7 separate regions of the Mus musculus genome follow, and regions 1, 2, 4, 5, 6 and 7 are each linked to region 3. Evidence: chromatin loops called from intact Hi-C (ENCODE). Cell type or tissue: heart. All regions are shown on one strand. Region 1 holds the start of Lrrc59 (leucine rich repeat containing 59). Region 2 overlaps Cacna1g (calcium channel, voltage-dependent, T type, alpha 1G subunit). Region 3 overlaps Rsad1 (radical S-adenosyl methionine domain containing 1). Region 4 holds the start of Spata20 (spermatogenesis associated 20). Region 5 overlaps Ankrd40 (ankyrin repeat domain 40). Region 6 has its middle 12 kb from the start of Abcc3. Region 7 holds the start of Ankrd40 (ankyrin repeat domain 40).

Region 1 (4,000 bases), 85 kb after region 3:
ATTTTTCTGCTTATACAGATCAAACAAATATGCAGTAGGCTTCCTATGTATTTCATTCCTGGAAACACCATGATTGATTAGCCAGTACCAAAGGTCCAAGCGAGTCATGCCATTATAAATTTCACCTCTCCTGTGCTGACCATTACTGGGTATGTTATTATAAACATTCTTTTGTCTACGCTGTCCATTATAATAACTAGAATCACCTTGTCTCCGGCGATTCAATGCTGCCACCTGGCCCTTGTTACCTCGGGATCCAACTAAACCCAGTGAATTTAATTCATCTAATTGAGCAGAAGCATCTCCAATGCTAAGATCTGGCACAAGGAAAAGGGAAAGAACAAAACCCTTCAAATGTGCTGGTGCCCCTCTCACCAATTTGCGTCTTATAGAGCTGGTGAAAGGCATATCTTCTGGACCTTCCCATTGTGGACAATTATGCTTTACACAATATATCCACTCTAGCATTGCAATTTCCCTAAGTCTTAAAATCCCTTCATCAACACTAAGCCACGGAATATCAGGCATCTCCAAGTCATTTCCAGTAGGCCATCTTTTGATAAACACCTCAGCCAACCATTCAAACAAACTTTTGACACCTTTTTTAACTATGCGAGCTTCCGTATTAAACCTAGAATCTCTACTCAGAGGACCCATGTCAATAAACTCAGCCTGCTCTAGTTTTATGTTCCTTCCACCCTTATCCCACACCCTTAAAATCCATTCCCACACATATTCACCAGGTTTCTGCTTGAATGAATTAGCAAACTCATTAAGCTCCTTAGTAGTGTAGCGAATTTCCTCATGGACTATACTTTCTACCTCCCCTCTAGGAGCCTGTTTTGCTTTGAGTCTGGTTACAGGTCTAGAAGAAACTATTGGTGGGCCGTGAGCAGACTCTGCAAAATTAATTTCCTCATGTGGGGAAGGCATTATTTCAAGAGGTGGGGCTGAGGGTACTACTTCCTCAGGTGGGGCAAACCCTTGAGAATCTGAGGATTCAAAATTCTCAGCTTCAACATGGTCTTCCCACACATCCCCGTCCCATGTTGTAGGATCCCATTCTTTGCCAATTAGAGCCCTTACTTTAACTGTCGACACACTCTGAGGCTGAGACTTGAATTTTCTCTGTAGTTCAGCCAACCTTACAATGAGAGTTTCTGTTTGATTTTCTGCAACTTGAGCTCTATTGCTACAAGAGAGAAGATTCTCCTCAAGGACACACTTAGCAACTTTTAGATCGTTTACTTGTGTCTGGAGCCTTTCGATTTTATCACACAACTCCTTCCTTTCATTCATCATTTTTTCCACAGATACTAAGAGCAGCCAGCCAGTAAAATCATTTTTCGATTTTTTCCCCATCTTGTAGAAAGCTTTGTGCACTGAATCACCTAATTCATTAAGAAAATCAAGGGCATTAGCTTCTTTAAGTTCGGAATATAGTTTCAACCATGGGTCTTCAAAATTCTCTGAGCTCCCAGGAGGGAGAGAATCTGGAGAGGTTTCAATATTTGAAAGTGCTGGTGGATCAACAAGCCAATTCCAGTATTTTAAAAGATTCATCCTTGTACTTCTGTTACTCTAGAACCACTCCTGGTACCAACTTCTGTATTAGTCAGGGTTCTCTAGAGTCACAGAACTTATGGATAATCTCTAAATAGTAAAGGAATTTATTGATGACTTACAGTCGGCAGCCGAATTCCCAACAATTGTTCAGTCGCAGCTGTGAATGGAAGTCCAAGGATCTAGCAGTTACTCAGTCTCACGCAGCAAGCAGGCAAAGGAGCAAGAGCAAGAGCTAGACTCCCTTCTTCCAATGTCCTTATATTGTCTCCAGCAAAAGGTGTAGCCCAGATTAAAGGTGTGTTCCACCACACCTTTAATCCCAGATGAAAGGCATAGCCCAGATTAAAGGTGTGTTCCTTAACTCGGAGATTCAATCTTCTGGAATCCATAGCCACTATGGCTCAAGATCTTCAAACCAAGATCCAGATAAGGATCTCCAAGCCTCCAGATAAGGGTCACTGGTGAGCCTTCCAATTCCGGATTGTAGTTCATTCCAAATATTGTCAAGTTGACAACCAGGAATAGCCACTACAGACAGGTTCTTGCTATGTAGCCCTGCATGGCCTGGAACTTGTTATGTAGACCAGGCAGGCCTCTAATTGGTAGGGATCTTTCATGTGCTGAGATTAAAGGGCTGGAGAGAAGAGGGCTGAAGACTGAAGCCGAAAAGGAAGAGGAAGTTTACAGTAACCGTAAATTCGGAAGAAAGCTAGGAGAAATTTTGGAGGATACCCTCAGAGTTGGCTCCTATTTCAGAGTATAGGGATGATCTTATGAGGGATGCAAACACAGGTCATGGAAAGTGCAGTTTCTGTCCTTTCGGGCTCCAGATGCCTCCGGACTGCCACGTCTAGCAACTCAGCTCCTCCCGGCGGAGGTGGCGCCCCGCAGATGCAGTTTGCCAGCCTGGACGGCAGAGGGCGCGCCGGTACACGCTCGGGCCTCTCTGGCCCAGCCCATCTCAGTGGCCGCGGAAGGTGACGTGGACACGGAAGTGGTCGTCGTCGCGGCGGCACCGGTGGGAGCGGGGCCCTGGGCTGGGAGTGCGGCGGGCGAGCGGACGGGCGGCGGAGGCCTCGCAGCGGCGGCGGAGGCGACGGCGGCTTAAGGCGCAGGCGTGGTCCGTTGGGTGTGAGTCCGCCGAGCCCACGAGCGGCCCCTCATCCCTCTCTCCTGCCCGTCGGAAACCGGGAGCCAGGGACCCGCTTAGCCGGCGTCATCATGACCAAGGCCGGTAGCAAGGGCGGGAACCTCCGCGACAAGCTGGACGGCAATGAGCTGGACCTGAGCCTCAGCGACCTGAATGAAGTCCCCGTCAAGGAGCTGGTCAGTACGACCCCACGAGCCTCGGGAGCCCACCTACTCCTGACGCCGGCCCCACGCGGGCAGGCCCCTCTCTTAAGCCTCAGTTTCCCGTTCTTTAAAAAACTAGGTCTCCTGGGAGGCTGCGGTCGGTCCCAGTATTCTTATTGCGGTGCACACGTGTCACTTTGGCACAGTTCCAGGAGATAGGGTCGCTCTAGCTACCCGATCCTGGGCTTTTTCGGGGCCAGTAATGAATTTGTCCTGGTTTTGGGGAGCTCTCAACAAGGTCCGGCTTCGTGCTGGGCCTTAGAGTGGAAAGCCGCGGGAAGGGTTGCTGGATGTGTTTCGAGGATGAATGAATGACCGGGTCCCGGGAAGTAGGCCTCCAGATAGACCTGGGTGTGGCGCCGAACCCAGCTTTTTCCTGAGAAGCCTGCAATCCCAGCTGGCTTTCGCAGCTTGGGGGCGGCTCTCCTTGAAGAAAGTGAAATCTCTTTGCAGGACTGGCAAAGGTTCTCATCCCAGCTGCTCTGAAACTGTCCGGAATGGCGCCACACCCTCCATCTCCCTCCACTCCCAATCCCATTTGGAAGCCTGAGGCCCTAGGGACAGCACACACTTAATTTGCTGCCAACATAGAGCAACATCCTCGATCAGTGCTTACCCAGCTCTGCGCTCCCTAGCTCTAACGTCTCATGTTAGCTTCACTTTGGATGACCTACACTTTTCTTATTGCCATTAAGGGATTATACTTGGCCTTGGCAATTGGCCGAATCCCCACCCCCACCCCCTTTGTGGCTGTGTAGTATGGTGGTTTGAATGGCATGCCCAGTTCACTTCCCAGCTCCCGTTGCTCAATAGCTCGATGTCCTTGGCAAGCTAACCAGCCAACCTTTGTGTCTAGATTTCCTCATTTGTAAGATGGTGTTAATGGTTCTGGTCTCGTACACTTAGGGGGGTTAAAATCATAAGACAAGCCGGGCCTGGTGGGGACGCCTTTAATCCCAGAGCTCGGGAGGCAGAGGCAGGTGGATTTCTGAGTTTGAGGCCAGCCTGGTCTACAGAGTGAGTTCCAGGACAGCCAGGGCTATACAGAGAAACCCTGTCTAGAAAAACCAAAAAAAAAAAA
Region 2 (4,000 bases), 120 kb before region 3:
GACTTAGTATCCTCCTGTATAAAACAAAGGTGACACCCACCTCTAAGAAGACTGCCGCAAGTATGAGGACCCACGTAGAGCCCCCAACACTTGTCTGACACCCAGAGGCTATCTTTACTTCGGCCTGGGAAGGTCTCAAGGCTGCTGGCCTCATCTCTTGATCTCACCTGGGGCTGCTGGTAATGTTCCATGGCCATCGTGACCACATTCAGCCCGATGACACCAGTGATGAAGAGGTCCAGGTAGTGGCTGGTACACAGGTGGTGGACGAGGAGCCGGAAGCGCGAGTAGTCAGAGTAGTAGGGTTTGCACTGGGCTTCTGGTGGGGGCAGGAAAGAGAGTAGAGTAGACATCAGGCACAACCCTCCCCCCACAGCCCTCCCCCCACAGCCCCTCCCTGCTGCCAGCCTCTACACCAGTGCTAAAACATTCCAGGTCACCACTAGCATCCCGACACCCATCCAGCCCCCTCCCCCACCCACTGCCCTATGCAGGAGCCGGCTGTTTTGGTCTGTCCCTTGTCAAGCATCTGCTCTACTGCCTGCAGTCAGGGTGGAATGGGATAGAGACATGCAAAGCCCCTCCTCTACATTAGACACTGGGTGAGCCCATATCCTAGGGCAGCCTCTAAATTATACCAGCTCCTTATAACCTTTGATTCCATGTTCAGCGGCAAGGTGGATCAATAAGATGAAAGACACCCCCCCCCCGCCCCATCTAATCGGGCTCAGAGGGAGCTCCAGCCACTAAGGCGAAGGCTCCAATGCTTTCTCCAAGCTCAGCCCCTAGGGCCGCCGAAGGGATTACACAGAGCTGGGATTTGTGATAGGACCGGAGATTGGAAATTGGACATCTTGGCTGCCTGCTGACCTACCACAGAGTCTACAGAGGACAGTGCCCCAGACTTCCCACAGTTTCATGTGGGGAGGGTAGAGGCGGAGGCTCAGGCCTCTGCCCTGTCCCAGACTCAAGCTAGGAAGGCAGCACCCACAGAATCACCCAGTTTCTAATGAGTACCCAGCCTACCCTGGGTATTGGGGCTGCCTGACACTGCAGGCTGGGCTGGAAGAGCTGTCTGAGATCTGTCATAGGCATAGTGTTTTTCTTGTAGTTAGCTGACCACTTAGAAAGGTCACAGCACCAGAAGGTAATCCTGCCAAGCAGGCAAGAGAAATCTGGGGGCAGATTTCAGGGGACCCTCCTTTTAGGTGCTGGGGTAAGGGCCAGGCCAGGGTGAGGGATACGCTATCTGGAAATATGCCAACAGACTGGTCTCACAGAGAGATACACGGAGGGAAAGCATGGGCAGCCTCAGGTCCCAGACAGCCCTTCCCCTCTTAGGAGGTCTTGGCAGAAGCTAGCCAGGGAGGCCTATAGCCTCTGAATACCATGCCAGGAACCAACTGGCCCAGGGGTGGCAGAAAGCTTTGGGTCCAGGCCAGCTCAAATACAACTATCTTTTCCCATGCAGAGGATTCCTTCACAGAGAGGTAAACTGAGGCAAGGACTGGCCTGGGGGGTGAGTCCCCACCAAAAGCCAAAGGAAGAAGAGTGCCCAGAAGTGGCAGGTTTGGCTTCGAGACAAATCTGCAAGCCCACCTGACCCCTCTCCACATCGGCCTTGAGGTGTGGATAACCAGGGCACAGGTGCATCTCAGAGGTGCCTGAGGTCATCTCTTTGTTCTCAGAGTGGGCCAGCCAAGTGTGGCTTTGTTTGCTCAGGTGGCCTTCCTGACACCCAAGAATATGGGGAGAGGAGAGGCCAGAGGCAAGGGATGCCATGAGCCCACAGGTCATCCACACCCGATGGTGGGGAGTGGCTAGGCTAGCCAAGGCCTCTTCCTTCCTTCTTTCCTTCCTTCCTTCAGTACCATGAGAACCAGAGGGCGCTAGTCGCCCTGTTTTGCCTCAGCAGCCGGAACTCTTTCTCTGCATTAATCTCCATAAATGTCGAGAACACCCGATCCCATTATGCTAAAATATGAATGGAGAATTAACTAAAATGTTTGAATACAATTAGGTTAGAAGAAGCTGCTCCTTATTAGCCCCGTTATTAGTTGAGACAATGTTGAGGGGAGGCTGGAAGGGAGAAGTCCCCTTGACCCTCCCCACCCCCAACCCCTCTTATCCCACCCAACCTGACTATTGTAGGCACATCAGGGCCATATAGAGTTATCACCAACAACAACTCTGCCTTCCAGCCTTGCTTCGGGAGTCTGGGTGATGGTGGTGGGGCCGCATTCAGCCAGGGACCCTCCAGGCAACTCAGAGGAGAGGGGGAGTCACGGCTGGGACAGGGCATCTGTTCATAGCTCCAGGTCCCAAATACCCTTCTGACTGCAGCCCCCAGCCCAGATCGGCAGGCATCAAGGAAACCCTCCGTTAGAAACACAAGTCCAAAGAGCACCAAACCAACTAGAGCCGCTTGTCTGCCGGCAGCCTCTCCACCATTCAGAGAGACCCAGCAAACCTGTGACCCAGCACCAGAATGAGACAGCAAGACTCCAGCCTCCCTCCTGATCACCCGGCTTCCTTTCTACGAGTTATCAACTGCCTTGGGTAGAGTAGAGTTCAGAGGGAGACAGTGGGGGAAAGGCCCCAGGGCCCCTAGGGAGACCCAGGGGCCAATGAGGAGAGCTGGAGGAGCTGTGGGTGACAGCAACAGGCACAGTGAGTTAGTAGAGGTCACAGAGAGCCCAAGGCACAGCCAGGGCAGACAGTTTGCAAAAGAGAAAATGGTAGGAAATAGGCTTTTAGCTGGGGTACAGGGCCCCACAGCAAAAGCCGAGCTGCCAGGGATCCTCCTGGCCTGGTGGGAGGGGAAAAAGAGGGGGTTAGTGGAGATGGAGGTCAGAGCTGGCTGAGGACAGGAAGCTGATGCTGGAGGTCAAGTGTCACAGGACTGGTCTTGTCACCTAGCAGTCCCAATCTCTCCCTTCAGACCTAAGCGTTTAGGCCCAGTGTCACTTGCTAATCCAACTTTTCCCTTTTCATTTCCCCTTGCCTGGGTGATAACTCCTCTTGGCTACAGAAGGGTGGATGAAGACATGTTAGCAGGAAGTGGGGGGTTACACATTTGACTCCTAGAAAACCCAGATGAGAGACTTGGCTGTCACCGTGGAAGGGAGACTAGCACACGGGTACCCTAGCATCTGGGAAATTCAGATTATTAGAAATTCAGGACCAAGACCCCTGTGGGAGACCTTAAGGATGAGTCCCAGGATGTCTTGTCCTGTCTCTCCGCATAAGTCTTACTCACAAGAGTAAAGCAAGCTCTGGTATAGACCTTGAAGAACCCCAGGCTCTGAGAGGAGGGATATAAGAGGTTTTGGGGACCATCTAGAGTCTGGGTCACTGTTACAACCTAAGAGAATAAATAGTACGGGTGCCAGCAGGAGCAGGCCAGGGTCCCTGGGGAAAAGTACAGAGTGAGATGGCCGGTGTGTGCTGAGGCGTAGGTATGGTGTGCCTTGGTGGCTGTGCCTACACGTATGTGCTGATTAAAGAGACAGTGCCCTGAGTGGAGGAGCCTCGGGCGGGCTAGCCACGTGTTTGGGTAGTGGTTAGGGGCAAAGGTGAGCATGCGTCTTCTTCAGTCTCCATTTGAACCTGCTGTTCAATAACTCAGAAGGGCTAAGCTGAAGACAACTTTCTCCCACCATCCTCTCATCCCCTACCGTGTCAGAAACTTGGAAAACAGTCTGACACAGAGACACGGAGATCCTAGCAACAGAGACACAACCTAGCCAGAGACTCCTGAGACCCCAGAGAGATGCTACTGAAGGTCAAATACCATAGCTCAGGACCATGGCAGAAGATGAGAATCTGTCAAGGCTCAGAGCGCCCCTTGAGGTGGTCTCTGAGCCCTCACAGACCAGGCAGGCCATCCCCCACCAGGATGGGGCCTAGGCAGGGAGGAATGGTTCAGTCAGAGGTTCCCAGGCTGAACCCCCCCACCCTCCGCAGCAGAGAAAGCAGCTGAGTGGAAGACCTTTCATTC
Region 3 (4,000 bases):
GCGGGGGGTGGGAGTGGGGTGGTGAGGACATCCTAGGCAGGGAACACTTGCTGACCTGTGACTCCTGGGATGCTGTGAGGGATACCAGTCCCCAGAACAGAGGCAGCCGTCCATCCAACTGACCACATCCATTCCCATGGGGGTGTCAGAGCCAAGCAATAGCACCTCAGAGCAGAGATGGCACCTACCGGCAGATGCCCACCATCTGGCCCAGCCCTCTAAGTCCAACTGGTGCTTCCTCATGATACAAGGATGTCTGGTCATCCTCCTGACACGGGTGAGGAAGGCCTGTGCTGCCAGGCCTCTTGGAGTTGAGGTAGGAGGGTCAATAACAGGGAGTCCAGCACAGCTAGGCCCTCCCAGGAACACCGGAGACCCCTGGAAAACCGAGAGGTCTGGATATGACTCTAACTTTACCATAAAGGCCCATTCCTGCCCACCCCTGGCAGCCCATGCCCTCCTCTATTGGTCTTTCTTGTTTCTACCACTCTGAAAAGGAGGGGAACATTTAGTTGTGACACACTCATTATGGCAGTCCTCCCACGCCCCAATCTGTAGTCAAGAGCTCCCAGGGTCTGTGAAGCCCCCTCCGCACAATATTCCCAACATACCTGTAATCCAGCAGCAGCAGACCCTGAGCTAGCAGCTCCTCCACCTCCTTGCTTGCTCCAAACACGTCCCACAGGGTCAGCTGGGGCTCAAACTGCTGCCAGTGCTAGGAATCAGAAGTCAGTGCAATGAGCTGGCCGACACACACACACACACACACACACACACACATACACACACACACACACACACTTGGATTTAATGTGAATAATAGCTCAGTGGTAGAGCACCTGCCCAGCACAGAGCTCTACGTGCAATCTTTAACTGGCATACAGCACTACCCACTGCCTCTGTCACCAGACTTCAGTTGGCCAGGTCCAGCTTCTAGTTGCCAACCTAGAGGATGGAGGGAGTAGGGCCTGGGAAGTGACCCTAGGAGGTGCTAATAATATCTGAGATCCCCCCAGTCCCTTACCTGGTGAGTGACTCCAACATCAGTACGCAGCCCCATAGCCAAAACCTCCTCTAGCCTGGAAGAAAAATCACCACGGGACCTTAGAGATGAGACCTCACATTCTTTAAAACGCAATGCTGGGATGTAATAGTGTGCCTAGAAATCACGTGGTCTGGGGGCAAAGTGGGAGGGGCAAGGCAGGTAATAAAGATGTACCAACACAGAGGAGTTTCCGGGGTGCAGGAGCCCCCAGGGAAGCGCCCTGTGTACTCCGGTACTCACAGTTCCAGCTTTCCCAGGCGAACGCACTTCCGGGTGCCATGACCAAAGAGCGTCACCTCTTTCATCCAATTGTCTGGCTCCAGTGTCTGGATCCGTGCTTCCCGGGTATGGCCTCCAGTTCCCTGGGGCACAAATCTTCCATGGGCTCCTGGGATAGCAGTGAACAACCACCACACACAAATTAATAGACGCTAACATGGTGAATTACCAGATTAAAATCGGGGATTTTTTCAAGGGTGCTCCCCGAAGCAACTACTACAAATATAATCCTCAGGCCCTGCTCCAGCCCTGCCCATAAGAAGTCCTGGAGGTAGAGTCGAGCATTCTGGGTTGTAACAGGCCCCTAGGGGCTTCTCATCTATGCCAGGCTCAGAAAGAACCAGGGTACCAGGCTTGAAAATTCACATTCCACGGTTCTACAGAGAGGTTTTGGGTAGTTTGCATGAGGAAATGCAGGCTCTGAGTGGCTAAAGGAGCAGTCCAAGTTCACACAACCAGAATGTTCCTCCCCTGAATCATGCTTTCGGTTGTTCACCATCGATCGACTCACCAGGCCCAATGCCAAGGTACTGACCGCACTGCCAGTACGTCCAGTTATGGGTACTGAGCGCCCCCTGTGGGGAAGATGGGAATTGTCAGCACAGAAGGAAGTGATGTTGGCTTCTGTTTAGGTCCGGGGCATCTAATTAGAACTTCCCAACCCCTCGGGTCTCAGAGCACCCAACAAGAATCCTTCTCTTCAAAAGGTCTCAGTCCCTTGGTCAGTCTCAACCCTCTAATTCTGTACACCACCACCACTCTCACTCCCCACTCCACCCCCACCCCACCCCACCATCATCCCCACCCGTCATGAGCCTTCACTCACGTTCCGTGCAAAATTGGAGACCTCATATTGGCGAAAGCCAGCATCTCGAAGGACTGTCCTGCCCTCCTGGTACATCTCAGCAGCCAGGTCCGGGTCAGGGGCCGGGAGGGTACCCTGCTGCACCTGGGCAAAGAGTGAGGTGCCCCGTTCCAGGGTCAGCTGGTAGAGGGAGAGGTGGTCGTCACAGTGGTACAGCAGTTTCTGAAGCTGTTGAAGCCACGGCTCCACCTTCTGTGCCGGTAACCCCAGCATCAAATCCACCGACACTCTGCCAGGGAAAAGGAGCCGGGCTTCCGCCAGAGTCCGTAAAGCGTCGCTGGCTGAGTGAGTCCGGCCCAGCAGCTGCAGCTCCGCGTCATCCAGGGACTGCAGAGAGAGGGTCTGGTGTAAATGCTGTCCCTGAGGGAGGCAGCAACACTCAGCCTTATTTAAGGCACAGATGTGACTGGACACAGAACAGGAGATAGAGTGAGTCAAGGCAGACCCAGAGAGTTACTCTTCAAGGAACGGTGCATTGAACTCTTAACCCCCCCCTCCCCTTTTGTTTTCTTTCCTTTTGAGACAGGGTCTTACTATAGTGCTGACTAGACGGGAACTCACTAAATAGCCCAGGTTGGCTTCAAGCCTGTGGGGTATCCTGCCTCTGCCTGTTTGAGTGCTGGGTGGAGAGCCACGGTCAGTGCTCAGTTATCAGTTCTATTTGACAGATGAGAAAGCGAAGGTTCGGAGATAGTAACTGCAGTGTCAGACCAGGAATTTAGAAGCCGGGGATTTTCCGGCTTCTAACAGGTTCCCCCCCCTAGTGTTTTTATATTTATTATATTATTACTTTTGTATTATTTATGTTATTTCTATTATATTTATTATATTGTCATTATATCTATTATATATTATATATTAGAAAATGTTTTATTGCATTTATCATTAAAGCAAATATTTAATATTTATTGTAAAGGCAAACATTTTTACTTATTATATTTATAATATGTTTATATTAATTATTGCGGGTGCACAACAGTGATTATATAGAGGTCAAAGGTTAAGTTGGAGGAGTTGGTTCTTTCCTTCTGACAGGGAATAGAACTCAGGTCATCAGGTTTGGCGGCAAGTCTCTTTATCCACTAAGCCATCTCTATGGCCCTTCTTTTTAAATTAACTTTTTTTTTAAAAGATTTATTTATTTTATTATATGTAAGTACATTGTAGCTGTGTTCAGACACTCCAGAAGAGGGCATCAGATTTTGTTATGGATGGTTGTGAGCCACCATGTGGTTGCTGGGATTTGAACTCAGGACCTTCAGAAGAGCAGTCGGAGCTCTTAACCACTGAGCCATCTCGCCGGCCCTTAAATTAACTTTTTACATTTGCAATTAGCTTAAGCATAAAGGCTCAGTGAGGTCCCCATCTATGTACAACACAGCACAACTGCCAGTCTCCAGAAGGCTGGCTTACTTGCTTCCTTCTGAGACACGGTCTCAGTAAAGAGCTGAAGCTGGTTTTGAACTCATGGCAATCCTCCTGCCTCAGCCTCCTGAGTAGTGAGATGACAATTGTGTGCCCACCACATCCAGACCCAAAGGTCTCTTAATTTAGTTTTAGCTGATGTTTTCTCATAAGGAGAAGCCAGGCGTGGTGGTACACATCTGTAATCCCATCCCCTGGGGAGGTAGAGGCAGGAGGATCGGGGATTCAAAGCTTCCTGACGCTACATAACAAGTCTCAGGCCAGAGTAGACAGTAAGACCTTGTCATAAAAAAGAGAGAAGCCGGGTGGTGGTGGCCAATGAGGCCTTTAATCTCAGTACTCAAGAGGCAGAGGCAGGCGGATCTCTGAGTGTGAGGCCAGCCTGG
Region 4 (4,000 bases), 58 kb before region 3:
GGCCAGAAGGGCTGTGGTGACGCGCTGGCTGTTCTCCAGAAGGGTGTTCTTGTTCAGTTTCCACTACAGGAGGTGAGCACACACGTGGAAGTCAGCATACACAGGTCGGGGTGGGGATGGGAGGTGGCTGTGGTCTCTCAACCTGCACGTGGGCACCTTCCCTCCCAGACATCCACCCACCTGATCACAGATTCTCATCAACACTGTTCGGAAGCCAACTCGAGTCAAACCATCCTCTGGCGGGAAGTAGGTGCCCCCAACGAATGGCTGGAGGCCGGGGGTCAGCCACACATTCATTGGCCAGCCTCCTCCACTACTGGTGGCCTGGAAGAGGGAGGGCCAGGGTCAGGGGAGTTGCCGCGTTGTAGGTGTGACTAGACTGCCACAGAGATGGCTCACCTGCACAAAAGTCATGTATACTTTGTCCACATCTGGCCGCTCCTCTCGGTCCACCATGACACAGATGAAGTTCTCATTGAGCAGGCGCCCTATCTCTTCATTCTGGAAGGATTCCTCCTCCATCATGTGGCACCAGTGACAGGTAGAGTACCCCACTAGGAGAGAAGAGGGACAGGATGGCAGGAGGAGGTCCCCGGGGGACCCAAGGGACCACCCCCAACCCTCTGCCTGTCACTGAACCTCATTCTGGGAACAGTGGGTGTATACCTGAGAGAAAAATCGGCTTGTTTTCTTTTTTGGCCTTGTCGAAGGCTTCCTGTCCCCAGGGGTACCTAGACCCAACAGGAAGAGAGGTCACTCAGTAGCCTAGGGAGTCTCAGAGGATTAGGGACCCCAGATGCTTCAAGGGAAACCCTGGGATGGCTCTCACCAATCCACCGGGTTGTAGGCATGCTGTAAGAGGTATGGAGACTTCTCATTGATCAGGCGATTGACGGTCTTCGGCGGTGCAGGTGGAGGACAGTTAGTCCGGCTTGACTTTCCTCCAGCAGGCATGGGCGCTGAACTACTAACTGTAGTAGCACTTCGGTCCTTGTCCCGGGAAGAGCTGCCCCTAATGTGGGCAGATGGGTCACACAAATGAAGGCCACTTCCCCTTTGCCCCACCCAAATCAGCTCAATGGTTACCCAGCCACAAAGACCCCCACTCTTTGTCCAGCCCACCTTTCTGAACCACGGGGGAGACCGTGGCCTTTGTGCTCCCCCTTATGTTTTGGGGGTGGTGAGGAATGGTGGCTCATTGGGGGCTCCCTGCCAGGTTAGTCTCCCCCAGCTTCTTGGACCTGGCGGTAGGAAGGGTATCTGTGAGGTCAGAGAGGGTCATAATGAGTAGAATGGTCCATCCTGCTCTGTTCTATCACCCGTGGAGTGCCCCTCCCTGGGCGGTTGCACTGCAGGCATCCTTAGCATTCATGTGGGTGACTTAGGAAGGGAGTGGCTATTGCTAGTGTCTAGACAGGTCAAGAGGAATGGGTATTGGGTCCGGGACTGGACCAGGTGAGGGACAAGCAGAAGAAGTAGTCAGGGACTAGCCAAGAACTCCAGAGTACTTTGAAGGACCAGGTCTTACACTAAACACACACACACACACACACACACACATACATACACACAGAGGGGAAAGAGGGAGGGGAGAGAAAGGGAAAGAGGGGAAGAGAGATAAGAAAGAAGGAGAGGGAGAAGGAGAGAGGGACCACTCAGAATCAAATAGACCTATCTTAGGGAGTTCAACCTGGGAACGCAACTAAATAGCAGGCAGGGCAGCAACATGAGTTTGTGACAGGGTGCAGGGTGCTTCAAGAGAGGGGTTTGTGGACAGCACATCATTCTAGAAAGGCTTCCTAGAGGCGGTGCTAAAGTAGCCAAAGAGCTAGCCTGAGCTAATCCTGCAGCGGATAAGAAGGGTGGGGGAAGAAAAGGAGCCTTCATGTAGGGGGATCCGAGCAGACATCGCAGACTATGCCTGAAAGACGGACTGCCGCGGCGCCAGGCATATTGTAGTGTCTTGCTCATACCTGCCGCTAGCCGCAAGGCCCACCCCCACAGTGGGGCGACCGGAGGTTGGGGTCCAGACAGTCCCACACTCTTCAGTATAGCTGCTCCAATTCGGGCGGTAGGCTGCAGAAGGGCGGGCCCAGAACCCTGTCCTCGCCAAGTCTCTGGCCCTGTGGCTGGTCTCCGAGCGCCGCTCGGCGGTAGAGCGCGGAACTACAGCCCTGCCGTGCCTTTGAAGATCCAACCGTCTCAGCGCTTAAAATTCGAGTAAAATAAGCTGGGTTCCATTTAAAGTGCTGGCAGGAAGAGTGACCCTCGGAGCATCCAATACTTTTGCCTAGCTCTTTCCCCTTTTACAAGCAAGAGATAAGGCTCCCTTCGAAGGATTTGATCAGCCAGCCAAATTTGCTTGATCCAGCCTACCCATCCTCCCTAGAACCCACCCACTCCGAGAAGCCTTCCCAGAGTAGTAACACTGAGCCAATATGTCCTTACTGCATGCTCTGTTTGCTTGGTTCATTCACTTTATTCAGTCAATGACAAGCGTCCTCTGCTGTCTACTACTATACCAGGCACCGAACACCCGTGTGTTCCTCCCTACCCTTTTACTCAGAGACTAGCTAGTGAATAGTCAGCTACACACTGCGACAAGTACCGTGAATGGGTATAATCTAGCAAGAGACTCGATCCAGTAGAAGAGACACAGAGGAAAGCTCTGCTGAGGACATTATACTTGATTGGTAGCTATAAAGAATAAGAGTGCAGGGAGTGAGAGATGTAGCAGAAGAAACAGCATGTGTAAAGGTCCTGTGGCAGGTGAGGGTATTGAGACTGAGGGCCAGCAGAAGGCTAGTATAGCTGGAGGGCAGAGAAAAGGGATAGGTAACGAACGTGGATAGGAAGCTGGCTTAGTTAGCTTGCTATTGCTATGATGAAACACCATGACCAAAAACAACTTGGGGAAAAAGGGGTTTATTTTATCTTATACTTCCACATCATAGTCCTGTGTCCATCATCAAAGGGATGTCAGGGCTGGTATTCAAGGCAGGAATCTGGAGACAGGAACTGCAGCAGAAGCCACGGAGGAACGTTGCTTACTGGCTTGTTCTCCATGGCTTGTTCAGCCTGCTGTCTGCTAGCACCGGGGACCATCAACCCAGGGGTGGCAGGCGCTGTTCACAACAGTGAGCTGAGCCCTCAGACATCAGTCATCAAGAAAATGCACCACAGACTTGTCCACAAGCCAGTCTGATGGGGGCACATTTTCTCAGTTGAGATTTCTGCTTCCAAATCAGTTTAGCCTGGGTTAAGTTGACATAAAACTAACCAGCAAGGGAAGTTAGGTGAGTGGGTAGGACGAGGTCTGGGGCAGGGGGTGAACTCTGAGGAGGAAGCATTGCTGATGATAGAATCCAGGGCCTTATCCGTGCCTCAGCAGGAGTCACACCTTCTGAGAAAGGAAGTTCCTAATGACATAAGAAGAAAGCTGCAGTAGAACTTGCCTGCCTTGTTAGCCCACCCCAGACAGGGTATCTCTGTGTAGCCCTGGCTGACCTGGAACATGCTCTGTAGACCAGGCTGGCCTTGAACTTACAGAGATCCACTGTCTGTCTCCCGAGTGCTGGGATCAAAGGAGTGCGCCAAGGCTGCCCAGCCTGTTTTAATCAGGAAAGCATCCTTTTAGGTCTGGAATGGGGGAAAGAATGGAAGCAAGGTTAATGAGGGGGTCTTGGCAGCACACAGGGGAGACAGGAGGCTTATCAGGGGCTAGGGGTAAAGCTGCAGAGGAAGGGACTTTGAGGAGAGGAGGGTCAGAGTGAACAGTAAAGGCTAAGGCCTCACTCTGAAGAGGGGGAGCTGTAGGGGGCTAAGAGGTCTTTTTTTGACCTATTGGTCTGAATACCTTTGAGATGTGCAAATAGAACAGAGGGATTAAGGGCTTAATGAACAGAAGGGAGGCTGTTGGGAAAGAGGAAAGGATTTCCTATGTGGAGGGCTATTAAGAAAACAGCACACTGAGAGCAAAGAGCTCAGACCCATACACCTT
Region 5 (4,000 bases), 200 kb before region 3:
CAGACCAAGTGGAAAAGATAAGAAAGTTACCCAACACTCTGTTAAGAAAGGTAAGGAAAGTCTGCTCAGTGTGAGTGGTTGCTGTTTTCATTTCAAGCACACTTAACTTCTCCCTTGGTTATTGAGCCATAGCTTAAGTGGAAGCCAATAAAAAGGACAAAGGAGAGCCAAGGCCAAGGCCAGGTTAAAGCTTGTGCTTGCTATGTGCAAGGCTCTGAGCTCCAGCTCCAGCCTTACTGTAATCACTCCATAAGCTTTCTTCCCCTTCCTCTGAGTCCACAGAGAAGCCCCCACCTTACTCATGTATTTCTTTCCAGGCAGGGTCTTGATGTGTAGCCCTAGCTTGCTTGGTATTTGTTGTGTGTCTCAGGCCAGCCTTGGATTTATGGCAGTCCTCCTGCCTCTGCTTCTTGCCTGCTAGGATTAAATGTGTGAACGATCATACTCTAATACACTGGCACTTTTGAAGGTTGGAAGATAGCAGGATGTTACATGGGCCTGTTTCAGTTGTTCCCATAGTAACCTGTAGCCTTATGCCATATGATATGCGGCCCACCTGGCATCTTTGTGATGCTCCAGCCAGCTATGGGCTCTCCAGCATCAAGCTTCTGGCTTCTCTAAGTTCCTGAGGAAACCTGACACTCACCTGCCTGTCCCTTTAGGGCATTCTCATCCTGCAACAGAGACAGAACTTTCTCCTTCTTGTTCAGATTAAATGTGGGGGCTGATCACTGCTTAGCTGTCTCAGGGATTTAATTTTCCTTTTAGATTAAAGATGAACCAAGACCCTGGAATTAATACAACCAACCAAGCATAGACACAGACTGCTGCTATTGCTCTGTTGCCTTGGGCTGGCAAGTTGGCTCAGTGGGTAGAGGCACCTACTGCAAAGCCTGAAGACCTGAGTTCTGTCTGTCCCAGGGCCCCACATGGTGGAAGGAGAGAACCAGTTCCCACAGGTTGCCCTCTGATCTCCACATGTGCATTATAACACAAATGTGTGCACACAAAACGAACAAATGTAATAAAGAGCTAACTAAATGAAAAGAAAATTTTAATCCATTACCCGGTTTTGTTTCAGGACAAAGATGTTGCCCGACTCCAGGACTTCCAGGAGCTGGAACTGGTTCTGATGATAAGTGACAATAATTTTCTGTTTAGAAACGCTGCATCCACACTGACTGAGAGGCCTTGCTATAACCGGAGAGCTTCAAAACTGACGTACTGATGCAGCAGGGACTTCATCACTGAGTACTGTGACAGTATGTGTCATCTCTGGGCCAAAGGACAAGCCATTGATCCCAAAGCCTCGTATGCCCACCAGGGCCCCTGGTGCCACTGCGTAGTGTTCACTAACACCCCGCCTCACCAGGCAGGAGCCCCGACCCCCCAGCAGCGGTGCCACTCTTCCAAGCCTCTTGGTGCACAATAAACTATTGCTGAATCTTTGAACAGCTGGAAAGTAGTCTTGAGAGGCAGAAGCCGAAGGTTCGAGAGCCAGTGTTTAATGTGCAGGATCTAGAGAGTTGTCAAAGCAGAAGCTGAGAGCGCAGACCTATTTCTAGCCACTCCTGTTGACAGTGCGCCTGAAGGGCCGGGCGTGCCTCTCTTGGTGTTGCATGCTCGTGACACTCAAGAAATTTTGAACTGATGAGGGAGGAAGACTGGGGAAAGAAAGAAAGCACACACAGGTACTGGACAGAGGGATTCTGGTATGACCTGTGGCTGTGAGGTCTCATATAGCATATTTATAAATGTTACTCAGGTTTAAAGTATTTAAAATATAGTTACCTAATTGTAAATAGGCTGTTAACCAAAAGAGCTTCCCCTCCCCCAGTTTTCTTTTATGACCACTGATGACTGCGGCTGTCTCGACAGTCATCTTCACATCTGCTCCCCTCCACAGTCACTAGAGGGCTCTCTAATGCTTTCTAAAGGAGCCACCACCTGCTCCGTGGCCACTCCTGTCACCCTGTCTAATTGCACCATTCAAGAAGAGCACAGGCGCTGTTGGACAAGGCGCCCACCACTCTCACTCCCTCCAGGAACAAAGAGCAGCTTTTGAGCCCGGACTTGTTGCTGGTTTAAAGGTTATTGTGGGAAACTGAACTAAAGGAGTTAGCATCTTTATTTTTGTATCAAAGATAAAGGTTATTTTGAAAATTATTAGGGTTTTTACATAACTCTGGAATCTGTTGCTTTTATAAACAAATTGTTCAATTTTAGGAATTCCCCGTTACCTCCACAGTCAGTTGTGAGGGCCTGATTAGACTCTGGAGCATGGTGTACGACTCTTCTCCAAGAGCGCATGCAAGAGTCTCCCCCCCTCAGCCTCATTAAAGACGAAAAGCCACCTCGGTTTGCTTAACTTTAGATAGATAGGACCTGGCGCACACAAGAGCAGGAGAACAGGGCTGGAGCAGCTGTTGACGGGACCCCTGCTGTCTTAAGCTTTTCCCCATAGTGCCTATAGTTTCCAAAGAAACTTAACTTCCTGGGTATTAACTTAATTTTATTAGAACACTGCAGTTGACTGAAAACATGCAGATGCACTGGAAGAGAACCTTGTGCTGAGGTAATGGCCTCCCACTGCCGCCTGAGTGCTGAAATGAGCTTGAGGTGTTCTTCAAAGCCAGTGTCACTGTGTGGGTCACTGTGAGGTGACTGCATGGTGCCTGGCCCTGGCACAGCTGGTGACTTCCCTTGTAGAGTGTTTGCGTAGTGGAGTGGCTGTGGCTCACCACCCCCTTTCCCAAGTGCTTTAATGAAGACACCTCCCTTGTGTTTCAACCAATCAGAAACTACTTTAACTAAATGTACTAACCTTTTTCCCTCCTAATTTGCTTTGAAAAAGTTTAGTAATTCAATTAAGCGTGATTCTATCTTAGAAGAAATAAACTCAGTATTAATTCATGTCTAAATCACTGGGGTTGAGACTCCTTCAGCCTCCCTGGTTGATTAGAGATTCTGAGAAGCAGTAGAGCTGGCTGGGAGGTGGGCTACAGAGGAGCAAGCAAGCACTTCAGACTGACCAAAGGTTGTGGTGGCCCACATGGCTCTGCCCAGTGTCCTGTGCTTTGCCACAGTCCTCTGGGGTCAGTGTCTCGGGCAGTGGGATGGAACTGTGTGATTGCTCTTAGGTGAGTTCCGAGTCTTAATCTATGCATTCAGAGAAATATTTTTATATGCGTTGTGTAATTTATAACAAGGGGTTTTCTTTTAGGCTTTGTTAACTGAATGCTCCTCTCCTCCTCCACTGCATAGTTAAAGCATGTGTTCACACTGTGTAAACATTCACAGAAGACTTTTCCTCGTGTGTTGTTGACTCTTTAAACATAACAGGTATTATTAAAATTAACTGTTAACTGACCCAGCCCATTCTCTCTCGTTTTGCCCTCGTTTTGCCACTGTATTCTAATCATAGAGGGTTCAAATTGCTGTGAAGTCCCATGGGGCTGGCGCTGTGGAGGAAAAAGAGGACCAGATCCCCAGCCGAGTGTCTGCCACCCCACTGTTGCCTGCCTCTGCCCTGTCACGAGTGTCACTGTCTCACCCCGTGGGTCGTGTCTGGAGATGGATTCTGTGTGATGTCTTCCCTCCCAGTCACTTGGTTTCCCTGGAGTCGCTGAGCAGCTAGATAGAGGTCATCCCCTATTAACCACAGTTTTTGATTATCCTATTTACTTGACACAACCGAGCCTCCCCTTTGGGCTGTCGGCACCTGTCATGGCCTCAGTGAGTTCAGAAGCGAACTCCCAAGACAGGAGAGGAGGCACAGCCCGCCACCTTCAGATCTCTAGCAGGGAAGGACGCTGAATGAATCTCCTGTTTGGTTTAGGCCTCCCAGCACCTCACAAAGCAGACGTCATGCCAAATTGGCCTAATAAATCAGCACAGCAGAGACCTTTTCTTAGCACCAGGGAGAGGCAGAATAATTTGGGCATTTGTGCTCTCATACTTGCTCTATCAGAAGGATGGAAGTCGCCTTCCATACACTCAT
Region 6 (4,000 bases), 140 kb before region 3:
TTTCAACCCCTCAATGTTTCCAAGCGAATGGTCTTAAACCTGGTTACCACATCTTCCATACACATACATTGTTCTGAGTCAGGGGCATGAAAGAGTCCCAAAGGGAAAATAGGGAACATGGTACATTGGGATGTCCAAAGCATAGCAAGAGTGATTACAGTCTTTGAAGGTAATTCTGAATAGGTTGAATGCGCAGCCTGTGGGAGAGTGAGTGCATGGTTGTAAATAATCTCAGAGAATATGGTTAACTTATTACAGATTGGGTGAAAGTTTGCTTTGTATAGGGAAAGTTAAAGCAGCATTTCTCAGAATGTCATTTCCCTAGAAGGTAGGTAGTGAGGCCACCGTGTCACGAGGAACAGTCCCCAAAGTGAGCAAGGCCCACTCTGCCTTTGAGTATTCAGAACTAAGATATTTCTATCGAATGGGATGATGAGAGGAGCAACAAGGTTTGAGCTGAGGCATAGAGGGGAACAGAGTCTGGTGACCAATGCCTCGCCCTGCTTTTCCACCTGGCTGCGATTCCAAACTAGATGGACTACGCATGCGCTGTGTCTCCTCCGCCAGTGAGCATCTTGAAGGAGTCCCGCGTCAGGAATTTCCTGGCAAGAAAACGGGCAAGAGAAGAAAAAGGGAAAGGCAAATCCAGAGTGGGCATAGCAGCAGGAGCTAGAAAGAAGCGCAAAGGAGACAGGAAGACCTAGGCACAGGAAATGCTGCCTGTGGGCAGGGTGGGTTGGATCTAACAAAAGGGACAGTGTAGAACCAGCAATGTGACCCCCACCCCCCATCTCACTGAATGTTTACAGACCTTTAAAGTTTGTGAACACCCCTAAATTATGCACCGGCGCACACCCTGCTTCCCCCTTCTGGCTTCCGCCAGACTTCAGCCCATCTGGATCTGCCTGGACCCCTCCCAGTCTCAGCAAGTCTGCCCTCTGCCCCAGCCTGCTCCCTCATCTAATTGGCATGCAGGCCAGGGCTTGGCTACTGCACCCGATTTCAGAGTTTTCAAAGTAATAATTAATAGGATCTGTGGGTCTCAGCCAAGCTCATACACTGGGATAGGAGCTAAGGCACGCAGAGTGTGGGGTTTGTAGCAGACTTCCCTCCTGGACTTTACTGGGCAGCTCATTCCTTGATCCACTTTATCCTGCCCTACAGATGGGATCAGTAAACAACTAGATTTGCTTTGAGAGTTAAGTCCCCTATCCAACATGCCACCTCGGTCTGGGATTAGTTTAGTGGCCTTAAGGGGCCTGTTGGCACCAGGGACTCACCCTCCCTTTCCACCTGGCTGTGGCTCCCCAGCGCTCAGATGGTGTGTTCTAGTCTGTGGTTCCACACAGACAAGTTCTTCACACCGTGAGCTGCTTCCTCTTTTGGGCTATACAGGGCATCTGTGTGTGGACGGATCCACCACAGTTGGTATCTTCTTCCCAGATTTATCCCTCTTGCAGAGAAACCCTGGGTGGCACCAGCTGAAAGTGCTCTGTGCTGCCACCTGGTGTCTAACGCCCTCACTACATGGCTGTCACCAGGTGGGGCAGGTTGGCGCCTCAGCAGGGGAAACCATAGGGCACCAGACAACGTTGGGAGAACGGATGAAGGTGAGGCTGAAACATATTTGGAAAGTGGGTAGAGGCCCGGGTGGGAGCATGAAAGAAGGGTGGAGACCGTGGTGATTGAGACAAGCAGGTGCCAGGGGTTCAAAGGGCAGAGCGAGCCATTCTAGGGAAGGACATTGCCTGGAAACCTGGAGTGACTGCAGAACCTGCATTACCTTGGAGGTCAAAGGACACCACCACAATCCCTATGGCTGGGATCATGTTAGAGGCTAGTATCCCACCAGGTGGGAGGCCGTGGACCCTTCTAGCCCACTGACTATGCCACACAGAGAACACATGTGTATTTCTATAAACCCAATGTGACCGCTTCAGGAAAGGGTCCCCTAGCCTCCTTGCAAAATTCTTTTCATTTTGTAAGCATGGATCTTTCCATCGCTTCCTGTTTCCTCCGCAGTGAGAACAGACTGAGATGGTGTGGGCTGCAGAAGGCCAGCCCTAGAGTCAAATTCTGACTGTGTGACCTCAGCTCTTAACTTCTATGAACCCACCACTGCATGGAAAAAAAAAAAAAAAAGCTAGCCGGGTACTTCCCTGGCTTCAGCCCTTGGAGGAGCGAGAGACTGCGTGTGAGCCTCAGGTTTGTTTTTAGCACCAGCTCAGATCACTCCTTTTTTTCCCAGTTCCCCACCCCCAGACAGGCCTTTTCCTGGAGCCTTGGGGGTGGAAACTGAAGCAGCCAAGCCCGAGGTGGAGGCCTGGGGCTCTTGACACAGTTTCTTCTTTGAACCCCCAGGAAGAAGACTGAATGAAGGCAAGAAGGCAAGGCACCCAGGGAGAGAGAGAGGGAGAGAGAGAGAGAGAGAGAGAGAGAGAGAGAGAGAGAGAGAGATGCTCTAGCTTCCAAAAGCACCCCCCCCACTACCCTTGTCTCAGAAGCCCCTGCGTTGGAGGCCCTAACCAAAGACCTGCTGTCTCCCCAACCCCACTTCCCCAAGATCACCATGCACCGTTCAGACTCAGCGGCTGTTTCTTCTCTACTTTCAAACCTGTGCAATGAGACACACCAGTTTCTTTCCATCACCGATGTCATTGTTTTGTTGGTGGGTTTTTGTTTGGCTGGTTTTGACAGGGACTATCTCGTAGCCCAGGCTGGTTTCCAGCTCACTATGTGGTGGAGAATGTCCTCCAAATCCTGATCCCCCTCCTTCCGTCTCCCAAGGGCTGAGATGCATCACTGAGCCTGGCCACAAAGACTTTACAATGTTGGAAGAGTTAACCACAATACTCTCCCCCCTCCAAATATCCACCTTCATTCTGCTATCTATTAATATGTCCAAAGTACCACCCAGCTGTCTCTACAAAGGCATGGTATCCTGCCAGAGAAGTGCTCTCAGGTCCATAGATAGTGTGGGATGGGGAGCTGGAGAAGGGGTCTTTGCCTTCTCACTGGGTGGATCACAGTAGCTCCCTGGAGAGCAACCCTAGAGCATGTTCAGTGTGACCCACATCGAGCTTCTTTAGTCATTACTGGGAAGAAAGAGAGAGGCAGGAGAACAGGATTGTAGAAAGAATTAGGCATGCTATGCATTACCTCAAGTGACACTACAGTATTACTGCACTGCTGTGTGTTTACAGAGGCAGGGATGGTAATGAGGAAATTCTGGGTGAAGAAGAGGGTTCAGCCTTCTGCTTCACCTTGACATAGAATCTTCTAACCACTAGAAGAAGAAAAAGGGAGGAGGGGGGATCTTCCAGATTCCCCCTTCCCAAACCTCTCACCCATAAGGAACAGACAGCTAAAGAATTTTACAAAAATATAAAAGCTTAATCCCTAGATCCAGGTGGCAAAACTCTAGGAATTTTGTACAGCTTCCCTTAAGGAGAGAGAGAGAGAGAGAGAAGGAGAGAGAGAGAGAGAGAGAGAGAGAGAGAGAGAGAGAGAGAGAGAGAGAGAGAAAGCAAAGCCAGCTTGTACAAACACCCCCTTTCTCCAGCTGAGAGGGCTAGAGGGATCAGAGCTGGGCGCCATCAAACACCCCAGGGAGATCAAACCAGGTGTTTGCTTTCACGAGTGGTATCATTTCTGCCCCAAAGAGCAATCAAAAAAGCTCTCTGAGCTTAGGAAGTAGGCCAGAGGACAGACGCCTGCAAGTCCAGCTTCCCAGCAACCAGCAACCTGGCACTGCGGGCTCTCAGCTGCCTGTGCAGATGGGCGCTGTGAGTGAGGGGTGCCACTTAGGTTTCAAGAATCCAACCCAGGGCTTGGAATGCAGCTTAGGGGTAGAGTCCTGCCTCAAATACATATAAGCCCTGGGTCTGATTTCTATGCCAAAGCATGAGTATACACACACACACACACACATGCACACGCACACGCACACCTGGCTTGAAAGGGTGGGGCTGTTCAAGGGAATGGAAATGGTAAGGACAGA
Region 7 (4,000 bases), 210 kb before region 3:
TGTTAATCTTCATGAAAGCCAAGTTGGAAGAATTTCTGTCTAAAACCGATAAAGGGTAAAATAAAAACAGTAACAGCTGAAATAAATATTCTAGCTGAATGGTCCCAAGCACTGACAAAAATAAGAAAGAACAGTGTCATCTATCTCTGCAAATAATGGGCATATTATAGTAGGATCCTTTTCAGCCCATTTCCCGTCCTGCTGGGTAAAAATTGGCTCAGATGGAAAAAAAAAAAAAAAAAAAAGAGCTAACTAATCTTGGGGGAGTGGGGGTGGAAACCCACCAATTATTTTTAATGCCTGCTAAACAGCCTGCTCCTGAGGATAAGGCTTTTCTGGCTCTCAAACGACAATGTCGGATCCCTCCGCCTCGCAACTATTCCTGTGTCTGTCCTCCTCGCTGGAAGCTGCCGGGTGGGAGCTCTAAAAATAGCCCATGAATCACAGCAGATAATCCAGTGCGGTGGTTACATAAACAGCCGGCCGGGGCGGCGGGGCCGCGGGTGGGAACGAAAAGTATCTAGGTCAATGTTGTCACACCGAATAGGGTCCCCCGGAGCCGGCCTTCGGAGGCGCGGTGGGGGAGGAGGCCTGGGCCTGCGGGGCCGCGAGCAGCCAGGGAGCTGTCGGTGGGCGGGCGGGCGCACGAGGCCCTGGGCCGGGCGCGGGCGGAGGCGCGAGCGGGGCGGGCGAGCCCGGCGCTCCCTCCCCATGGCCGGGAGCCGGCCGCGGAGGCGGCGGCGGCGCTGACAGGCTCGGGGCGGGGCGGCCCGGGGCCCGGGGCCCTGGGGAAGATGAGCGCCCTCCTAGAGCAGAAGGAGCAGCAGGAGAGGCTGCGGGAGGCGGCGGCCTTGGGGGACATTCGGGAGGTGCAGAAACTGGTGGAGAGCGGGGTGGATGTGAACTCGCAAAATGAGGTCAACGGCTGGTAAGTGGCGAGCGGGGGAGGCCCAGGGTTCAGGGCTGCGAGCTCGGGGCGTGGAGCAGTCAGCCGTGACCCAGGACGCAGGCGAAGGTGACGCCTGGTGCCCCAGGCCTCTCAGGTCGTGGCCCTTTCGAGACTGGCCCCGATCTCCCATTGCCTGGTGCAGTCAGGAGCGCATCCTCCCCAAACCATACCTTCTTCTGTGGTTGACCGCGGCCAGCGCCCTCCGGGACACTGGAGCCCACCCACGCCACCCCCCCCCCGCGCGCCCCCTGGCTCTAACTTGGCCCAAATGGTGATGCATAGAGGCTTTGATTCTCGGCGACTCTGCTCTGGATTTCATCAAGCTTGAATTAGTTTGCCATGGGCGCTTCTGAAGAACACTTCGTGCAGAGATGAAAGCATAAGCAACGAAGCAAATGCCAATCTTAAAAAACCAGCACGGTTTCTTTAGCCAAGACCAGGAGAAAAGGAACAACTACAAAACCCTCGCCACTTGCATAATAATTCTGCCTCAGTTGTTTTAATGCCACAGTGATTGGCTGTTGCCTACAGCTGCCTGTTGAGGGGAGACTCATTTGTCTGCCCTGTAGAGTGTTTTGTTTGCTTAGTACAATTTCCAATTAGAGAAATTTACCCAAGGCTTTACAAGTCGGCTAGCAGATCTGCCTCCTTCCCAATACAGAGTCTGTCTCATTTTAAGATATGAACAAATCTTTAGTTTCTTTCTTTTTTTTTTTTTTTTGGTTTTCGAGACAGGGTTTCTCTGTATAGCCCTGGCTGTCCTGGAACTCACTTTGTAGACCAGGCTGGCCTCGAACTTAGAAATTCGCCTGCCTCTGCCTCCCAAGTGCTGGGATTAAAGGCGTGAGCCACCACGCCCGGCTAAATCTTTAGTTTCGAGTTACTGAATGTGGTATTTCTTTCTACCCTTTTTTGACATTTTACAATTAATTTTTTTTAATTCAGGTAATGCTTATCTAGCCTCTTTTGCCAGTTTAAAGTTAAATTTGAATTTTAAACCCCCCAGTAAATCGAGCCATACATTTTGGAATGGAAAGGGCACTGGAGATCATTTGAATTCCAGAGAGTGTCTTGCCCTGATTGCACAATTGTCAATATGATAACAGAGTCAGAAATGAGATTTCCTAATTTCCTAAGAAAGCTGTCTGACTCCTTTCCCTAAAGAAACTAGCCTGGATAGCTGTCCACAGCCTGGAGACAGTGGACACTAATTTCTAGTCTTTTTTTTTTTTTTTTTGAAGCATTTGTAGTCAAAACACTTGTAGCTGTGTTTGCCTTGCCATGGCGTCCAAGAGCTGTGAATTCCTGTTTTGGCACTGGGAGGCGGTGTTTTACAGAACAATGAGCCTGGTCTTGCTGCAGGTTCTGCCTGCCTAGCTGTGTGGTCTTGCCTGAGTTACTTTGTTTTCCAGGTCTTTCAGAAGTGTTGTTAGTATTTATTGAGATGAAAAATAGCTACCAAGTATTGAACTTGCTCTATGGCACAGATGTGGTTCTAAACACTTAACCTATCTCAGGGTAATCAGGAGATATTGTTATTTTTCTCCATCTTAAAGATGAAGAAACTGAGACCCCAGGAAAATTAAGTAAACCATTCAGTTTTTAAAAATGCTCCTAAATTACTAAATTTGGGATTTAGTGGGTCTACATGACTGTTAGAGCTGAAAAAGGAATCTGACATCTGAGTCCCTCAGCACAGTGCCTGCCATGTGCTAGATATACAGTGTATATCAGGTGAGTTTGAGGTGACATGATGAGGCTTCCTATAGATTTAATTCCAGCTCCAATCTATTCAATCCAAGAGTGAATTCCTAGATTCCCTTTATCCTGCCTTATGCTCTTGGCCTAATGCTTTCAGCTCTTCGCATCCTGCCCTCTTATATGAACCAAACCACAAAGCTTGGCACTGTCCTTGGTCCCTGTCTTTCCTTCACATCCACGTACCGTCATCCAGTTCTGCTGCCTCTATGTTCAGATAGAATCTGACTACCTCTCACAAGCTCTACACTGTGATACAAAGCCAGCCAGCTCCACTTGTGATGCAGGATAGTTCCAGAGTCTTCCTACTAGCATCCTTACTAGTCTACTTGCCTTACCCTGACTTGGAACAGTTGGATCACCTCACTCAAAGTCCTCTAGTGGCTCCCATGTTACTGTGAGAAGAAGCCAATATGCACTCCTTTCCCTGACCTTTGGGCCTCATCTCCTGACTTGCTTCCTTGTTCACTTCTTCCCTGGCCTCCTTGCCTTTCCTGGAGCAACAGCACAGCCTGGATTCTAGACTTTTGCATTTTGCCTTCCCTCTTGTCTTGATAGCTTTTCTCTTACACACCATGGTTTGCTCTCAGTCCTCATGTGGATCTTAGCTTAAATATTAGCTTCATGCTAAGGCTTTTCCTTGCCTGTCGTTAAAAATTGTGCAACTCTTCCCCCAGCCCTGCCAGTTCCTAATCTCTTACTCTGCTTTATTGATACACGACACTTAATATCCGCCTAGTACACTATATAATTTGCTTATTTGCTTGCTAGTTACCCAGCTTCATTGACTGTAAAATGAGTGAAGAATATTCACAGTAGTAGGGTTTTCTTTTCTTTTCTTTTCCTTCCTTCCTTCCTTCCTTCCTTCCTTCCTTCCTTCTTCCTTTTCTTCTTAGACTTGGCCTTGCTGTGTTGCCTGGGCTGGTCTTAACCCTTGTCCTCAAAGTTACCCTCTTCCTACCCTGGTCTACTGAATAGCTGAGTCTATAGGCAAACCCCACTGTACCCAGATCCTAAGGGGATATTTTGAAGATTAAACAGAGCTTTTAGAACAGGGTCCAACATGTAAAGTATTATGTTTGTGTTAGCTATTGTTATTTTCTTATTATTAGGCAACATGTTGGGAGACATATAAAGTTACCCTGAAAAAAGAAAAAAAAACCCAACTCTTTTCAACATTGAAAAGTAGACTGGTGACTGCTTTCAATTCTTGGTTGCTTAGTAACCACAGTTTCAGCAATGATGAATGATACCCAGTTGATGAATGATGCCCAAAGCCTCTGGTCTAAAATA

The links. Hi-C counts contacts between places; a loop is a spot of excess contacts. Peaks named below come from ENCODE experiments on the same cell type or tissue, not always from the same donor. Only the 100,000 strongest peaks of a DNase experiment are listed, where the experiment ranks them.
Region 1: a loop joins it to region 3, with 2.5 times the contacts of the local background. A loop is called at or near these places in 4 of 42 quality-filtered maps.
Region 2: it touches region 3 in a loop (5-fold over the local background); 12 of 42 quality-filtered maps call a loop at or near these places.
Region 4: a loop joins it to region 3, with 2.3 times the contacts of the local background. A loop is called at or near these places in 8 of 42 quality-filtered maps.
Region 5: a loop joins it to region 3, with 3 times the contacts of the local background. A loop is called at or near these places in 15 of 42 quality-filtered maps.
Region 6: a loop joins it to region 3, with 2.3 times the contacts of the local background. A loop is called at or near these places in 6 of 42 quality-filtered maps.
Region 7: a loop joins it to region 3, with 3 times the contacts of the local background. A loop is called at or near these places in 11 of 42 quality-filtered maps.

Annotation. Positions count from the first base shown.
Region 1 is chr11:94,627,218-94,631,217 of GRCm38, forward strand. Lrrc59 (leucine rich repeat containing 59) reads left to right here and starts at 2,560. Exons shown (of 7, transcript NM_133807.2): 1 at 2,560-2,892. The coding sequence starts at 2,788. In heart, a CTCF peak has its summit at 2,479 (motif pointing right); DNase peaks (open chromatin) are centred at 2,534, 3,344 and 3,674; H3K4me3 peaks cover 1,931 bases; H3K27ac peaks cover 1,729 bases.
Region 2 is chr11:94,418,652-94,422,651 of GRCm38, forward strand. Cacna1g (calcium channel, voltage-dependent, T type, alpha 1G subunit) reads right to left here. Exons shown (of 35, transcript NM_001177888.1): 26 at 168-319. Among named protein-coding and RNA genes, the nearest start is that of Gm51872, 14 kb to the right of the region's middle. In heart, a CTCF peak has its summit at 1,885; no DNase peak of the experiment used is centred here; H3K27ac peaks cover 733 bases; H3K27me3 peaks cover 1,729 bases.
Region 3 is chr11:94,542,270-94,546,269 of GRCm38, forward strand. It overlaps Rsad1 (radical S-adenosyl methionine domain containing 1), which reads right to left. Exons shown (of 9, transcript NM_001013381.2): 4 at 2,151-2,516; 5 at 1,836-1,899; 6 at 1,286-1,433; 7 at 1,025-1,079; 8 at 612-715; 9 at 1-378. The coding sequence ends at 261. Among named protein-coding and RNA genes, the nearest start is that of Rsad1, 4.9 kb to the right of the region's middle. In heart, a CTCF peak has its summit at 1,899; DNase peaks (open chromatin) are centred at 1,852 and 2,292; H3K4me3 peaks cover 753 bases; H3K27ac peaks cover 670 bases.
Region 4 is chr11:94,484,088-94,488,087 of GRCm38, forward strand. It overlaps Spata20 (spermatogenesis associated 20), which reads right to left and starts at 1,223. Exons shown (of 16, transcript NM_144827.4): 1 at 1,123-1,223; 2 at 830-1,012; 3 at 667-731; 4 at 400-554; 5 at 181-324; 6 at 1-63. The coding sequence starts at 1,199. In heart, no CTCF peak of the experiment used is centred here; a DNase peak (open chromatin) is centred at 2,134; H3K4me3 peaks cover 399 bases; H3K27me3 peaks cover 3,460 bases.
Region 5 is chr11:94,338,472-94,342,471 of GRCm38, forward strand. It overlaps Ankrd40 (ankyrin repeat domain 40), which reads left to right. Exons shown (of 5, transcript NM_027799.2): 4 at 1-50; 5 at 1,082-3,376. The coding sequence ends at 1,228. Among named protein-coding and RNA genes, the nearest start is that of Gm51871, 12 kb to the right of the region's middle. In heart, a CTCF peak has its summit at 1,908 (motif pointing right); no DNase peak of the experiment used is centred here.
Region 6 is chr11:94,403,386-94,407,385 of GRCm38, forward strand. No RefSeq gene overlaps it. Among named protein-coding and RNA genes, the nearest start is that of Abcc3, 12 kb to the left of the region's middle. In heart, a CTCF peak has its summit at 1,506 (motif pointing left); a DNase peak (open chromatin) is centred at 1,496; H3K27me3 peaks cover 1,282 bases.
Region 7 is chr11:94,327,460-94,331,459 of GRCm38, forward strand. It overlaps Ankrd40 (ankyrin repeat domain 40), which reads left to right and starts at 542. Exons shown (of 5, transcript NM_027799.2): 1 at 542-928. The coding sequence starts at 795. In heart, a CTCF peak has its summit at 2,256; DNase peaks (open chromatin) are centred at 562 and 2,262; H3K4me3 peaks cover 1,730 bases; H3K27ac peaks cover 1,647 bases.